Regions from separate parts of the Homo sapiens genome. Here region 2 is linked to region 1. Evidence: read pairs that join two places in POLR2A ChIA-PET (ENCODE). Cell type or tissue: MCF 10A. All regions are shown on one strand.

Region 1 (5,000 bases):
AACAGCCTGACTTCGGGTCTTGCACTACCACTCACATGACCCTGAAGCTCAGAGAGATCAAGTGACTTGCTCGGTTTTCTGTATACATGGGCATGCCTTCCCTTCCCTTCTAGTCACATCCTGCATCACAGGCGGTGGATGAGCCTGTCAGTGGTAATGATGGATCCTGTGATCAGTCCTCTCCTCTTGCCAGCCGGGCCAGAGGGAACACCCCATGGGCCGTGGGTGCTGACCAGCTCCTGTCTGCACACTGGGGCTGTAATGATTTCAAGACCATCCCCCTCACCTCAGGTTTGGGGAATTTGGAGCAGAAGGGATGTAGAGAGCACTGCCTTGCCGTGGCAGTCCCAGGGGTCCGCCCCAGCCTTCTGATCACTAGCAGGCCTCAGGACTAGCCAGGCTGTGGAGCTCGGCCTGACCCTGACCTTGGGCCCTGAACTCCACTGGTGCCCCGCTTGTCATGCACAGCCCCGTCAGAGCCGGCTCCCTGGGCTGAGGGGCTGCCCTGTGCTCCTCTGAGTCCCCGGCCGAGCGCACCGAATTATGTAATGCTGCTGAGCCAACATTTACGCGTCTCAGCCAATTTGCTGGCCTAGAGTTACACTGTGCAGATGCTCTGCCTTACGGCTTGCTTTTGTCTCGGAGGCCGTAAGCAGATAGCATAACCCTGCTTACCATTAGACATTTCGCAAATCATCTAGGCTCGAGCGTGCTGCAGCCAGACAGTTCATTTATGCTGCAAAGGGTATGATTTGTAAAGTAATAAATTTCCCATCTTTCTGCCAGCAATAAAGTACAGCAAGCCGGCGAGGCCAAAGCCCTCCAAAAATATACTGGCTCCCAGCGAGACCTGGAAGAGAGCTCTTTCTGGTTCTGCTTCTCTCTGTTCCTGAATTCGTTGAATTCTGGGAAGTCAGGTTTGGGCCATAAATCCCCCTACCATCTGGGTGACCCTGAGACCCAGCACAGATGTGTTACTAGCATGGGTAATTGACCGCTACCATGACACAGTTGTCACTTCCGGGTCCCTCTTGGTTCTGGCATTAGAAGAAGGCCTTGCTGGACCTCATTCAGACTGGGATGGAAAGTTGTTGACTGTGTCACCCCTATTTGTGGCTATGTGTCTGTGCTTGGGACCCAGGCAAGGCTCTTTCTCCTGTGAAGTTAGTGGCCTACAGTGATGGGTGTGTGTGTGCTGGTAGGAGCTCCTCTCAGTCTCCCGTGATGGCCCGCAAGGGCAAGTGTTTGGTCAGCCCCAAAGGGTTCTCTGTTGTGAAGGTGGCTGCTCTGAGCAGAAGGTCAGGGACAGGCTCAGAATTAGCCTTAGGAGTCTGGGTCCCAATTTCCTTGTTGGAGGAGGCTCAGTGGGTGGCGGGCACTTGCCACCAGCAGATGCTTCCTTAGAAGCAGGAGTTGTCAAGGAGCCCCTGGAGTTTCAGCCCAAAGTGGCAGCTGTGGTCTGGGACCCTGATGGGCAAACAGGTGGCTTGGAGTCCCCAGTTTTGGCCAGACCCTTTCTTCTTGCCCCCTTCTTCTGTTTAGAGGGGCCGGGCTGTGTCTCTGACCTCTGTTGCAGATGATGGTGAGGCCTCACGCAGCTCCCACTCTCTGCTTGTGGGAGCTATCACTGTTTCCTCTGAGGGAAAGATGGGCCTGAAAATGGCAAAAAGTCTCACATTTAGCTCTGATGGTTTCCTCTCGCCCTCACCTTCTCAATCTTCATATGTTCTCTCTTTTTTTCCTCTTCATTCTTCTTTTCCACATCTGCCTCCACTTGTTCCACCTTTGATATTTGCTAAAATTTTGTTCCATTTAAAAATTATATAATGTTTGGGGACTAGATAAAAGTAGGAAAATGAAGTTACAGTGAAATGGCTCAAACACAGTCACTGTGTCTGTTGTGTTCTATTGTTTCTAGGCTGAGGGTTTCCAACTGGGCTGTGGAGGCCCCAGAAAGGGACGTCCCCCTTCACTTAGGGCAGCCCTGCTATCACCTGTGGACACAGGGCCTCTTCTAGAGTTCTTTGTCCTAAGTGGGGTGGGTAGATAGAGTCTCCTCCCTACTGTCGTGAGGAGAGTCTGCTTTTTATAAAGTTGCTCCCAGCATCAGAGGCCAGCCCCAGTGGTGGGAAGGAAGGATGGCAAAGCCCCAGGAATGTCCCTGCCCTGACTTAGCTCCCACAGCCTCTTCGATTCTGCTGTCTACACCCCAGCTTCTCCACCTGACAGTCTCACCCTTCATCTCTTCCAGGTCTTGGCTCAGGCACCTCACTCAGCTCCAGCATTCGCTGCGTGTTGATCTCAGTTTTCTCAGGGGTGTGGGGGAGTTGATAGTTCCTGCCTGATAGGATTGTGAGGATTAAAGGAGATGATCTGGCATGCAGAAGGTTTCAGCAAATGTTGGCCAACAATGCAGGTTCAATGTATGCATCGGGCACAGGGCCACCTTATTGCTCAATCCGAGGGTGCCCACACATGTCAGTGTATGTGACCTTCCCTGACCCTATTGGGCAGTGCACAGCCTTTGCCCTGTATGTGGCAGCCCTGAAGGTGATGTTTCCAGTCCTGGGACTGGAAAATGAGGGTCTGGGAGAGAAGTTTGTTTTTGGAGAGGTAGGGGAGTCCGGTGTGGGGGTTAAAGTGGAAGACTCAATTCTTTTGCTCTGGGAGAGTGAGCAGGGAGGGGCAGGGTAGGGTGACTCAGGCCGCAGGGAGGAAGCTGCTTACTGCAGTCTTTAGCTCTTTGGAGAAAGATGAGGACCAGAAGCTGAAAGTGTGGTCAGGACCTGTTGGCCAAAAGACCAGAGGAGAAAGGCTGCAGAGAAAGAAAAGTTGCCATGGGTTACCAGGAAGGAAGACCTGAAACTGGTGCTGAGGCTCTAGGGAGCAGTTGTCCCAGGAAGGAAACCCTGGACCAAACTGCCCTCTCCTGCCACAGCTGCAGGGGTGCCCAGAGTTCAGGTCTGGGTGCAAAGGGGAGGGTAGGTGGGGATTGGCAGAGGATTCCCTGAACTCTGTAAGACATCACGGGTCATTCTCTCTCCAGTGAAAGGGCAAATGCTTGTTGAGCAGGTACAATGCACTAGGGACTGTGTGAGGGACTTGATGTATATTAGCTCTTTTAATCCTTAGGACAGCCCTGTGAACAGGCATTAGAATGGGGAAACTGAGACTCAGAGATGTTACATGACTTGTCCAAGTTTTTCCTAGCTAGGAAGGAAATAAAAATAGGATCCCAACTACTTCAAACACTTCCCTCTAGACTGTAAGCAACGCGGGGGCAGAGAATGGCTAGTCCTGCTCTCTGCTGGCTCCTCTAGTGTGTTTGTCAAGGTGCCTGGCATACAGCAGAACTGCGCGAGTGTGTGGTTGAGCCCAGGTCTGCGTGTTTCTGAGCCCATGCAAGGTATTTGAAAGTTCCTCTGAGCTCTTCTTTTTGCCCTGTGGCAGCCCCCTTGCCTTCCCTGGAAAGTACTGCTTGTTGGTGGGGGGAGGTCTCGGGTTGACAACACCCTACCGCCAGCTCGCTAGCCCCTTTAGGCCCCGAAGAAACTATTGAGTCATGCATTTTGCTTGGGTTTTGATGATTCGTGATTCATGCTTGTGAGGAAGGCAAGGGAGTGACTCATGCTGATTTAATAAGCTTAGGAATAGTCCTGAGAAGTGGCTGATAAAGTGCCGGCTGGCAGCCCACTCCCCCGTGGCTGCCAGCGCCAAGTGCTCAGAAATCACCAGGTTAAACAAGTCTGCAGAAAATTCAATCTTCCCGGCATGATTTTCCTTATTTGAGCTAATAGCATGAGGCGCCTTTCTCCTGGCACTGCGAAGTGCACCGGTGGCCTTGCCGTCTTCCCTGGGGGCGTGGGGGAGAAGGAGAGCAAATGCCTTACGTTTAGCGGATGCGCTAGGAACGGCTAGGACCTCCCAGGGTTTGCCTTGTGCCCATGGAACCAGCAGTTCCGCCCCAAGGGAAGCCAGCCGTGTGTCCTAGTGCCGGAATGATGGGGTAATGCCAGTGAGCCGCCCCTTCTCCACAGGGTACTGAGAACGAGGCCAGGCAGCAGCTGTCCTGGCCTCTTGGCCCTGTCAGGACTAACACACCTGGGTTGGGCCCACTGGGGTCAGGTTACTCACGGTAAGCAAGTGCAGGTGGAGAGAGGTGGCCCAGAGGAGCAGGCCAAGGTGGCAGGAGATGGGTCATTTCAAATGGCTCGCCAGCAGCCCAGGGGATCCCTGACATCTAGCAGGTATTGACATTGGGATTAACCCTGTGGGTCGATGGTTCCGTGCTGATTCCTCATGTGCCTCTGCGTCAGATTGCTCAGGCAAGAGGGCTGGAGAAAAAAATCAGAGATGCACCCAACTTGGTCAGTATCTGTGCAGCGATCCTGTTATGGTTGGCAGTCCCTTACTTTGAAGCTCTGATTCCTTTCAGAAGCTTCTGAAGTTCAAAGGAGCAGGTGGGGGTGGATAGGTCATTGAGAAAGGGCAGACCCTGTTCAAAAGTAAGATACTTCCTAAATCTGGTCTCCTTTCTGTAAGTTCTTTGGTGTCCCTCCCCATATGTGTTGAGCCCCTTGTGGCATGTTAAGCTCAGTGCTGGGACCAGCCAGGGGAACAAGGGTTCTGCCTTCATGAGTCTGAGACCTGTTTAGAGTGCAGCCTCTCCTCCCACTTTCCTCTCCTCTCCCCTCCTCCGATGCATCTATCCATCCAAAAAAATGCTATTGTGATAACACACATAAAGCATTTAGCATTATGATCAGCTTCATAATTGCTAGTTTTTATTTCATAATTAATATTATTAGGTCAGATGTGGTGGCTCACACCTGTAATACCAGCACTTTGGGAGGCCGAGGTGGGAGGATCACCTGAGGTCAGGAGTTCAAGACCAGCCTGGCCAACATAGCAAAACCCCATCTCTATTAAAAATAGAAAAATTAGCCAGGCGTGGTGGTGCACGCCTGTAATCTCAGCTACTCTAGAGGCTGGGCACGAGA
Region 2 (5,000 bases), 110 kb before region 1:
GTGGACATGGGTCCAAAGATGATTCAATTCTGCTTTCTACCAAGGGGTTTGTCAGAGGCCCCTGTGGAGGCTGGAGCTCCGGGCCCTGCTCTGAGGAGGCTTGACCCCAGAGAGGAAGAAGAACTGGCTGCCGTCAGGGCCTGGGGTAGCTTGGGATAGGGCAGGATGGGGTGGCAGCGTCCCTGGAGTGAAATGCAGGTTTAAGCAGCCTCAGTGGGAAATGTGACGTTATGTAGCTCATTAAACCCTACAGAAGCAGGGAGGAGAGCTGCTTCTAATTATCAGGATGAAAATTAATGGAATAAAATCTCTAGCCAGGCTGCCCAGTGGTGGAGTAGGCAGGGATTTTCCGTGGCCGGGAGATGTTTGGGGCAGTCATACTGGAAGGAAGGGAGAAAGCCCCTAACTGTTTGCAAATGAGGGGCTGGGGCTCCAGAAGGGGTCCTTGCTAATTCTCACAGCATTTCCCCCTTGACTCAGAATTAGGAGGGAATGAGCCTGAGTGGGAAGCTGGACAAGGCTTGGTTTGCAGAGACTTGAGTCAGGAGATGGCTGCTCTGGTGTCCTCGCCAGCCTCAGGGCTGGAGGGGACATTGGATTTGTCATCCTGCAGAGGTGGATGTGAGCCTTTCAGTTCCTTGAGGCTGCCAGTGAGCTTCAGACCTGGGGAAAAGCTGAGATGGAACTTGAGGGGCTTTTGAGCATTTGCCTGAAAATCTTGCCCTCAGGTGATTCAGAGAAGCTCAGGTGCTGTGTCTGTAAATGGGCAGCCCAAACTTGCCTTGATTCCTGTTTTTTCCATAGGTCCTGAGGACAGGTGGGGTACCTTGGTTGTGCAGATCATAGTGATTGTTTTACCAACCTTCTAGCATTACTACTCCTGATAAGGGTGGCACAGGCCTGGAGCTGAGAGCCGCGGGCTGAATCCTGGCCCTCTAGGTGAATCAGAGCCTGTTGCTTAAATGAAGGAGCAGGTCTGGTTCGTGTCTGCCCTCCTCCCAGCTCAGCCATGCACTGCAGGTCTCATGTTGGAAAATATTGCTCAAATGCTGCCTGGCACCATCTGGCACCATCCAGAGCTCAAGAGAGTGGATCATTTGGCCAGGCAGGAAGTCTGCTCTCAGATGATCTGACCTGGATTAGGATAGTAAATACTCAATACATGTTAATTATTGATAACAACCTAAGAGATGGATACTATATTATCTCTATCTTATTGATAAAGAAAGTCAGGCTCAGAGAGGTGAGGTGACTTGCCCAAAGACATATAGCCTAGAGGCAGTGTACTGTAACTCAGCAGTGTGACTCACTTCCAAGCCCAAGTACCGCATTCTGTTGCCTTCTTGATGGGTGAAGCAGCCATCTGAGCCTAGAGTTCCTTTTAGGACCCTCAAGCTTTCCTTGCAGCATATCTGGACTTCTCCCATCATTGTCAGGAGATGGAGAGGATAGCTTCATTTGGCCAGTGAAGAAACTAAAAGGCTGAGTGGCTTGTAGGGCTCACATTGTGCATGAATTGGCACTTGTCTATAGAAAATGGTGCCAGGACAATGGGTGTATTTTGGTTGAAGTAGTTGGAGCCCTTGGATGCTAGTGGTTCATTACAGGGGCCATTTCTGAGTTCCCTTGGTCTTGGGAAACTGGTTTTCCTGTGCCTGGAACCCAAGAAGACATCTGTGGTTCCCTGGGCTAGGAGCTCCCTTGGTGGAGGCTGCCTCATGGATGGGCCACCCATGGTGTTTGGTGGCAGGGTCTCATGGGTCAATGCACACAGCCCAGGACAGAGTGAACAGTGGGATGTGCAGGGCTCGACTGGCCAAGCTGAACTGTTTTCTTGGGTTGTGTTATATTTATTTCCACTAATCTACTCCTCTTGCCTGTTTATACAACACAGAGATCTAATAACATGTATCTGAGGCCAGAGTAAATGAGGAACTTTTTGCAAAGAAGCATAAAAGGAAAGAGATCTTGGAATACCTAGCTAATCTCAGTTGCTGTCTCTGCTCTGAAGCCCTGCCTTTGAAAGCTCTATTTCTCCTCCCATCCTCTGCGAAAGCCAGATGAGACTTCTTGACATTAAGCAAATGCTGGTATACTGACTTTGGTGTGGGGTTTGTACATGTGCCTGTTGAGAGCTGGATCCTTCCCGTGGGTGGATGCTGGCATGGTGGCTCTTCCATCTAAGGATCCATCTGGAAAAGTGGCCGATTTCATCACTTACGTGCCAGGACCTCAGATGCCGAGGCAGGGGAATGCTGCAATCTAAACATTTACATTCTAAAAAATGGGAAATCATCTGCTTCGATATAAATTAGCCAGGGCCTGACGGGTTTATTACATCCTGGAATGCTTTCATGAGGCTTTCAGAGGGGTCCATGGTGCAGGCGCAGGTCTCCAGCTGGGATTGCCTGTGGCATGCTCCTGGGGGGACCCACTTGGAAAACACAGGCAGGGGGCCAACTCTTCCTCAACTTCCCATGGGCTTGTAATGGATTAGAGTGTGAAATGGGAACAAGGACATACAATGCGGGACCCTAGGACAGTGAAGCACCCTGAATGACGAGCTTCTTGAAGCTGATGGGGAGAGGTCGGTCAGGGAAGAGAGGTGGGAGGAGCCAGGTGCACAGGCCCAATCAGAGGCTGTGGATGGAAAGTGGAACAGGAGAAATATGCTCTGGGATTTCACAATAACAGGGTATGTGATATGACTCATTGAGTGGGAAGAGGGCAAAGGAGTGTAGCAAGAAATGTTGAGGAGGGAAGAGTCGTACATCCTCTGGAGGAGTTTTCAGACAAGACTTGGTGTGAGCCCCTGGGGTCAGGGGCTGGATTTGAACTCTGCTGGGTCCCCTAGAGTGGACTGAGCCACCCTCTCTGCAAAGTCCCTAGGACTGGGCCGATGTTCCAAGGAAAGCTGAGTCCTACGCTCAGGAAGTTTGAGATCTCAGTGAATAGGTAGGAAAAATACACAAACATAAACATACATGCCTAACTGTAACAAGTTGTGAACTCATTTATTTTCCCTCCCTTTGTCGTATCTTATATGCACTCACATTTTTCTGTAGGTTTACACAGATATATGTAGAACAGATGCTGAATAACTGATTTTGGAGGAATTTGATTTGATGCTAATGATGAGTGATCTGGGATATCAGCTATTTTTCACTTGTTTGGAGCAAGAACCCTGCTTTGCACAAGGGGTATTATTTTGGTTGATTTTATTCAGAGCAGTGGTTTTCAAACTAGCATGCCTTAGAACCACCTGCAGGGCCTGTTAAAGAAGATCACTGGCCCCCACCCACCCTTGGAGTTTCTGCTTCATTAGGTCTCGGGTGGGTCCTGAAAATTTGCATTTCTAACAAGTCCCAGGTGACTCTGTGTTCCAGGGATCGCACTTGGAGGACAACTGATCAAGAAAGAGAGAAGTGCATGGGCTTTGGTGGGAATCCTTTACACAACTTTGCTGGGTCTGAGAACTTGTGATTCATGCCTTTCAGAGGATGAAAGAGGATTCACGATATCCACGGAACCACTTCCTTGTTTTGAGAAGGAAGCTGGTGCCTCCTATAATATGGGCAGAGCCGGCTTGCTGCCACATGAAGCAGTGCCTGGCTTTGTGGATTTGCAGATTCATTCAGCAGGCATCTGCCAGCATCCACTCTGGGTCCAGCCCTGGGTATGACGTGTCTTCAGCATTGGGGAAGACGCTCAGGCGGAATGGTTCCAGCATCAGTGACTCTAACAAGGGTGGGGGTAGGGTACTTCCTTGTGCCCAGCTGGGCTGCCTGCTGTGGGGGTATGGGGCAGAGACATGACACAGTACTTGGCGTGGGGATGCTGGCTGTCCTCTGTGCCCTCCCCACCTGCTGATCCCTGGCTCCACCTTGGTCTCCAGGAACAGCTCTGTACCCCTCTGGGAAGTCAGATGTTTCCCTTAAAGCTTGTGGGTCCCAGCAGACTCCCCACCCTGAATGTCTTGGCTATCAGACCTCAATCTGTCCCCTACAAACAAGTCCTCCTGCCCTCTGACCTCTGCTCTTGACAACAAACCATGTGTCACAGCATCTGTTTTGCATACATTTGCCACCATTTTCACTGAAGAGTAAACACAGAGCTGGACTTTGGGGACTTGTGGGCGGTTCTTCCTTGAAAATAGGCCAAGCCCAGAGCTTAGAATAGGACAAGGAGGGGCCTACTTGGAGGATCACTGAAGGGGTGCCAGAAGGTGAGTCAGGCCACCTGGGTTCCTGTTACATGATTCAGGCAGGCCCCTCCTTCTCTCTGGCCTCAGTTTCCTCCTCTGTCACATGAGGTGTGATGATGCCTGTCCTGCCCCTTTCCTGTCACGATGGGGAGGCTCCAGTGGGACATGCCCTCAATTTCTCCCAAATGTGCGTGAATTGTTGAGGGCACCTGGGATGCTGAGGGTGTCAGGCGAGCAGGTGGCTCTGAGGTTTGGGGGTGAGGGTGTGGAAGCCTCAGGGAGAGGCAGGGACTAGCTCTGAAGTTTAACATGGCTCTGAGAGATACACTGAGCACCTAGGTTGAAACCTGCAAACTCAGTAAGCCTAGACGGCAGGCCACATTTCTTGACCTCTCTGAGCATCAGCCTCGCCCGGAAAAAGATAAACAATAGTGCCTAGGTCTTGGGGTGACGTCATGTTTACCGGGCACTCGCTATGAGCCAGGCCCTGTATTTGGAGTTCAGTTAGGGGTGAGGATGACGACAGGGCTTATTGGGTGGCTTCAGGTATCAGCTGCAGGAGGCAGGTGGTGCCTTTAGATGAGAGACCTGAACTTCGGCACTCCCAATCATGCCATGCTTCCTACTCAGTCCTGGCTGGCCCCGTGGCTAGTGGGTAGAAGTCAGTAAAAACCCACTGAATGTTTATTAGGCTAAGACTGTGAGGAGGAAAGTTAGGCTCCTCTGGTGCCCTAGTAGTTTTTGATTTTTGTCAAAGGAGTACATATTCATAGCCCAGCAGCAATAAGTTTCTCAT

The links. Peaks named below come from ENCODE experiments on the same cell type or tissue, not always from the same donor. Only the 100,000 strongest peaks of a DNase experiment are listed, where the experiment ranks them.
Region 2: POLR2A ChIA-PET joins it to region 1 with 7 read pairs; 3 of 35 experiments call an interaction of 5 or more read pairs at or near these places.

The regions. Positions count from the first base shown.
Region 1 is chr5:135,243,479-135,248,478 of GRCh38, forward strand. All of the region lies in intron 3 of PITX1-AS1 (PITX1 antisense RNA 1), which reads left to right. LINC02900 (long intergenic non-protein coding RNA 2900) reads right to left here and starts at 4,699. Exons shown (of 4, transcript NR_037895.1): 1 at 4,648-4,699; 2 at 4,135-4,334. RefSeq lists an enhancer at 3,149-4,348. In MCF 10A, no CTCF peak of the experiment used is centred here; DNase peaks (open chromatin) are centred at 2,423 and 3,603.
Region 2 is chr5:135,137,356-135,142,355 of GRCh38, forward strand. The region is part of intron 2 of PITX1-AS1 (PITX1 antisense RNA 1); the gene reads left to right. Among named protein-coding and RNA genes, the nearest start is that of EPIST, 100 kb to the left of the region's middle. In MCF 10A, no CTCF peak of the experiment used is centred here; DNase peaks (open chromatin) are centred at 996, 2,676, 3,646, 4,196 and 2 weaker places.